Regions from separate parts of the Homo sapiens genome. Here region 1 is linked to region 2. Evidence: chromatin contacts called from ENCODE Hi-C or POLR2A ChIA-PET data. All regions are on one chromosome and are shown on one strand. Each heading gives the region's core, a stretch centred on a gene start or an enhancer-like site at or near the end of the contact. The rest is flanking DNA. Distances are from core to core; before and after follow the strand shown.

What was found. Hi-C counts contacts between places; a loop is a spot of excess contacts on that map. ChIA-PET counts read pairs that join two places held with the same protein, here RNA polymerase II (POLR2A). Pooled maps may share reads with other maps.
Region 1: a map of ascending aorta shows a loop between it and region 2 (7-fold over the local background). The contact joins the promoter of TULP3 here to the promoter of TEAD4 in region 2. A Hi-C loop is called at or near these places in 15 of 168 maps with a recorded cell type or tissue (A673, Caco-2, HAP-1 and 11 more), 4 of 37 single-sample maps with no recorded cell type and 21 of 50 pooled maps. POLR2A ChIA-PET finds 5 or more read pairs at or near these places in 12 of 52 experiments (AG04449, AG04450, Caco-2 and 7 more).

What each region holds. Positions count from the first base shown.
Region 1 is chr12:2,889,524-2,892,223 of GRCh38, forward strand. It overlaps TULP3 (TUB like protein 3), which reads left to right and starts at 1,368. Exons shown (of 11, transcript NM_003324.5): 1 at 1,368-1,465. The coding sequence starts at 1,425. RHNO1 (RAD9-HUS1-RAD1 interacting nuclear orphan 1) reads left to right here. Exons shown (of 3, transcript NM_001252499.3): 3 at 1. RefSeq lists an enhancer at 764-943 and a silencer at 1,214-1,263.
Region 2 is chr12:2,958,019-2,960,718 of GRCh38, forward strand. TEAD4 (TEA domain transcription factor 4) reads left to right here and starts at 1,379. Exons shown (of 13, transcript NM_003213.4): 1 at 1,379-1,463; 2 at 1,930-2,022. It overlaps LOC124902859 (a long non-coding RNA gene), which reads right to left and starts at 2,030. Exons shown (of 2, transcript XR_007063159.1): 1 at 1,723-2,030; 2 at 1-207. RefSeq lists an enhancer at 1,549-2,284.

The sequences.
Region 1 (2,700 bases), core at 118-2,617, 69 kb before region 2:
ATTCAGCTGGACCTACTGTGTCAGGTCCAGCCCCAACTAGATCAAGCAGGGATTACTGTATATTTTACAGATGGGAGTTTGATGCAGAGAATGAACCATGCACAGGTCACACAGTGAGTGCACGCTGACCCAGGCAGTGTAACGGTCCACTCTCAGCGTGTGCCTCCTAAAGTACTAACTTGTAGGTTCAAAACCAATGTGGAAACAACTTTGACCTTAGAACGCCATAAAGCCATTTGTGCAGTGACTTGTCAGGACTCAGGATGTTTTGTAGGGACTATAATGTGCATGTCGGTAGGGAGAAAGGGACTGACATTTGGGGACGGGATTTATTGGAGACAAGAGTACACATTTAGACAGGGGCTCTCACGGTGGGCTATGGATGTTTGAGGAAGGCCCACAGGAGGTAGAAAGGTAGATGGAAAGAGTCTCCAGGACGGGCCCACGCCTGTAATCCCAGCACTTTCGGAGGCTGAGGCGGGTGGATCATTTGAGGTCGGGAGTTAAGAGGCCAGTCTGGCCAACATGGTGAAACCCTATCTCTACTAAAAATACGAAAAATAGCCAGGCAGTAGTGGCCCCTGCCTGTAATCCCAGCTACTCCACAGGCTGAGGCAGGAGAATCGCTTGAGCCTGGGAGGCGGAGGTTGCGGTGAGCTGAGACCGGGCCACTGCACTGCAGTCTGGGCGAGAGAGAAACCCTGTCTCAAAAAATTAAAGTCTCTGGATTCCCTCGTGTGCTTTAGGGGAGTCTGTAGAGCAGGTCTAGGAATGACCTAAAAGCTTGGGCTGGAGTAGGGGAAGCTTAAGTTCTGTGCAGTTGAAGTTCAAGGCCAGCCTATGGAAGATGCGTTTCACTGGGAGTGACTGATGGAGTGGAGAGGGTACCAGAGGGGGTCCACGAAGGCCGCTGGTATCAGGGCAGGGGCCAGAATGGGAAGCGGCAGAGGTCTGTACATCCTCACAGGGCAGACCTCGGGAAGCGCTCTGGGTGGGCTCGGTAAAAATGGCGGGGGTGCGAGGAGCCGTTGCGTGCGTGGCGGTTGGTGCGGTATAGGAGACTCCTCTGACCGGACTCGCCTGCTGGCCGCGCGGCGGGCGAGGCCCAGGCAAAAACAAAGTCTTCCCGCTCAGTACCGGCCCCGCGAGGCGCTCCAGAGGACCAAGCCTTAGCTCGCGTCACCCCACCCCCGCGCAGGCGCGTTTAACTCCCGCTCGCCTCCCGCCCCTTAGCAACCCTCCCGCATCGTTGGGCCCCGGCAATAGCCAATGAGACAGGAGCCACGAGAACACGGACCAATCGGCGGCGGCGACAGTGTGGAACGCGGTTGCCAGGAGGCGGGACGCGGCGGCGTGCCAGCCTAGCCACTCTAGCGACGGCGGGGAAGAGTGTGTACGTGGTGGGGGCTTCCTCGGTGGCGGGCATGGAGGCTTCGCGCTGCCGGCTCAGTCCCAGCGGCGACAGGTCAGACAGGGCCGTGGCAGGTCTCCTCCTGAGCGAGGCGGAGGGGCGAAGCGAGAAGGCGGAGGTCCTCTCCGGGAGCCCTGCGGGGAGAGGGCGGGACTCGGGACTTGGCGACTCAGGGAGGGACTGGTTTCGGCGGCGGGAGGCGACCCCCTCGCCCTACTCCCGTGTGGGGACCCCTTTCTCAAGTGGAGCGGCGGCACTACATCCCGCGCCGTGGGCAGAGACCTTTGGTTCAGGTCCCTGCTTAGGAACTTCTGGAGTTTTCGTGACGGGCTCCCTCGGCCCCTCTGGGCCTCGGGTTTCCCTCGGGGGAGAGGCGCTGGCCCCGCTCAGCTCCCACTGCCCGGCGGTGTCACAGCCGAGAGGGGACCCAGCCCCTCCCGGGAGGCGGTGCGGGTGATGTTTAGTAGCTTGTTCTGACGCCGCTGCTTCGGACGGGTAAAGCTGAATTCTGGAGCAGAGTCCGAGGAGCGGAAACGCGAAACTTCTTTTTCCTCTCTGCTTTCCAGTGTTTGTCCCTGATTCGGGATGGTCTGACTGATTTGCCAGTGGGCCACACCCCTTGTTTGTGCGCCTCTTTCTCTGCCAGAGGGAGAGCCTCGGAAAAAAAAGGATCCAAAATCTCAGCGTGTCACTTTCTTGTTCGCTAGGTTAATGAGAAGTTAATGGGAAGCCGTTTGAAATCATTGGTTAGAAACTTTGGCGTCATCTGAGGATTTAAGCCCTACACGCCAACTGTATACCCCGCTTTTTATTCCATTACCAAGACAAAGATTTGGGGCCAGGCGCCTTGGAACACGTCTATTATCCCCAGCACTTTGGGAGGCCAAGGCAGGAGGATCGCTTGGTCTCAGGAGTTCGAGACCAGCCTGGACAAGATAGCGAGACCCCCATCTCTAGAAAAAAATAAAATAAAATAAAATCAATCAGTCAATCAATTAAAATTTGGCCGGACACGGTGGTGCGCGCCTGTAGTTCCAGCGACTCGAGAGACTGAGGAGGGAGGATTCCTTGAGCCCAGGAGTTCCAAACTCCTGTGTTGGGCCACTGAGCTCGCTAGCCTGGGCAACGCAGTGACATCCTGTCACCTTAAAAAAAAAATGATTTGACGTGTAAGTATTTAGTTTGATATTTCCACTAGTAGATATTTAAACAATTTTAAACCATTTTTAAAAATTGTCACAAAGTTGTTGGGGGTAAAGAACATGTATTTTCCTTTTTCGTCAAGTTCT
Region 2 (2,700 bases), core at 129-2,628:
TCAAATGAGGGCTGCGTCTTCAACGCCTTCACCTTGCAGGACTGGATGCTTAGCTCAGTCATTGCTTGAAACACTTTTGGAATACCTCTCTTGGAAACAACTTTGGCATCGATAGCACTTTCCTTTCAATATCTTCCACGGTAGCAATTGTTTTTCATTTATGCAGCATTTATCATGCACTTCCCTATCCCAGGCACCAGGCTGGATCTGTGTGAAAGATAAGATAAATCAGACATTACTCTGTCTTCAAGGAAGTTTCTGTTTGGCAAGGGAGATAAGATCTAGACAACCACCCAACACAAGGCTAAGTGATAATGCCCCAGAAAAGGTTGGATTTGATTTTTGGAAAAAGCCAAAAGTCCTTTGGTTTCAGTCTCCTGGCCAGGTAGATGATGGCGCTACCTGCCAGCACACTGCTTTAAGCCCGTTTGTCCTAAGCGTCTCCAAACAAGGAGCCCAGCGTGTTTCCAGCACCTCCTGCCCCAATAAGAGACTCCTGGGCATGTGTGTCTGAAGTCCAGACTCTCACCGATGGCAGTATACACCGAGGCCTCCCCAGCTAAACTCTGAGCTCTTTGAGGGCAGGTGCTGACGGCTGATCCTGATCTTCACAGTATCTGGACTCATCACACATCTTAGATGAATATTCATTGAGTCACTGAGCCCAGAAGGCGTCCCATGGCATGCCACATGGACTTCAAACCGAGTGCCCTTTCTCCCATGTGGTTTACTCGTAGTGGCGGTTTTACAGATGCCCAAGGGGCAGGAGAGAAAAACGGAAAGAGCTAAAGCCGGGGAGGGCAAGCGAGGGGGCACTGGCAGCGGATCTGGGAATGGAGCCCGCGAGTTCCTGCTTCCTGGTTCCCCGGAGCAAGTGTCCTTTGGTGGGAGCCGCAGGAAGGGAGCAGCCCTTCCTGCGCGCCGGGAGCCCGCCCCTTCCCCGGCCTCCCAGGGACTCGTGCGGAGGGACGCCGGGTGGCGGGGCGGGAGTCTGGGCCCCGTCCACCCCCCCGCCCCCGGGACAGCCCCACCCCGGCGAAGAGGAAGGCTCTCGGCTCCTGGGAAAGGGAGTCGGGACCCCGCCAGGAGGGGAGGGCGCGGGGCGCGCAACGAGCAGCCAAACAGTCGGAGCGGAGAGATCGAAGGGCTAGTGGGCGTGGGGGCCGCAGCCGAGGCCCGGGTGGAGGGGTCCCCGCCGTCCCTCGGCCCCCTCCCCCGCCGCCCGCCCCGGCCCGGCCCGGCCCCGCCCCGCCCCGGCGGCCCGGCCCCTCGCCCGCCCGCGCGCGGCGCAGTCTCCTCCCCGAGGTGCCGGTGGCCCCGCCGCCACTCCCTCCGGCTCCCTCCCTCCCGCCGCGGCGCGCATCTCATTCCAGCCCTCATTCCGCGCATTCCAGCGTCCTCCTCGCACACTCGAGGCCAGGGGGCGGGAGGGCCGCAGCTCCGGCGCCGCCGCGTCCCGCCAGGTGAGAGGCGCCCGCGCCCGCCGCACCCGCCGGCGCCCTCACGGGCCGCGCGCCCCACGCCGCCGCAGCCGACCGCTCGCGCCGCGTGCTCGGCTGCTCTTTTCTTTCCGCCGCCCGCGTTCCCGCCTTGGACCTCTGCGCTCCGACGCGCTCCGTCCCGACCTCTGGCTTCCCTCCGCGCTCCGGCGCTGCTCGCTGCCCCTCTCCCGCTTCCCTCCTGTCCGCCCCGCGCTCCCCTCCTCGCTCCCGGTTGACTCACTCCTCCAGGAATAGGGATCCCCGTGTTTTCCCGTCAGTCCCATTCTGGGAAAACTCCTCCCTCCGCGCGCTCCGCTCCGCTCCGCTGGGCGCACCGGGGCCGGTCGGCGCGGGGTGGGCTTGGCCCCGCGGCCCCGCCTTCACTGCGCCGCCCGTCGGCCCCGGCCGGAGCCCGGCTCTGCGCGCTGACGCCCTGTCGTCCCCGCAGAACGATCGCCGCGGCCGGAAGAGTTGGCGCTCGGGGCGGACTCCTTGGAACTGGCTTAGCGCACCCATCCCACCTTCCCGCACCCTGGGACCGGTAAGGCTGGGGCGCGGGGACTTGGTAGGACTTTGCCGGAGGGCAGGAGTCTGCGCGGTGCGTGCGGAGCTCCCTCCCGGGACGAGACTGGGAAGAGCGAGGCACGTGGAGGCGGCGCGACTGAGGCTGCTGGAGGCGAAGCGGCTCCAGGGGCGGGTAAGGGGGGTGGACACTCGGGACTTTGGGGGAAAGGGAGGCCGGTGTGGAAAGGACCGGAGAGGCAGAACCGAGAGCATCGGCAACAGAAGAGACCCAGCACCCATGCCTCTTTTCTGCTGGGCCCTTTTCGAGCCTGGAAGGGAGAGACCTGGAGGTAAGCGGACTGCCTGTTTTAAGTGCAAAGGCGATGCGAAAGTCGGGGGACCCCTGCAAAAGGTCCTACACCTCAGGGCTTGGGAAGCTGCTGTGTTTCCTGATGGGGACTAGTGGATCGATCCAGGGAGCAGAACTTTCAAACCCCAAAGTGAACATTTCCCCCGTTGTGCTGAGGCACTTGAGGCCCCGCGGACTGACTGCGTCTGTGCTGAGTCTGTGTGACACCTGACTGCGAGTCCCCCTCGCTTTGAGTCTCTGTGTGGGTGATGTCTGTTCACGTGTGGCTCACCTTGGCTTCCAGTGGGCGTATTTGTTTGTGTTGAACGTGAGTGACAGAGTGTGTGTATATGTCTGCGTGAGAAG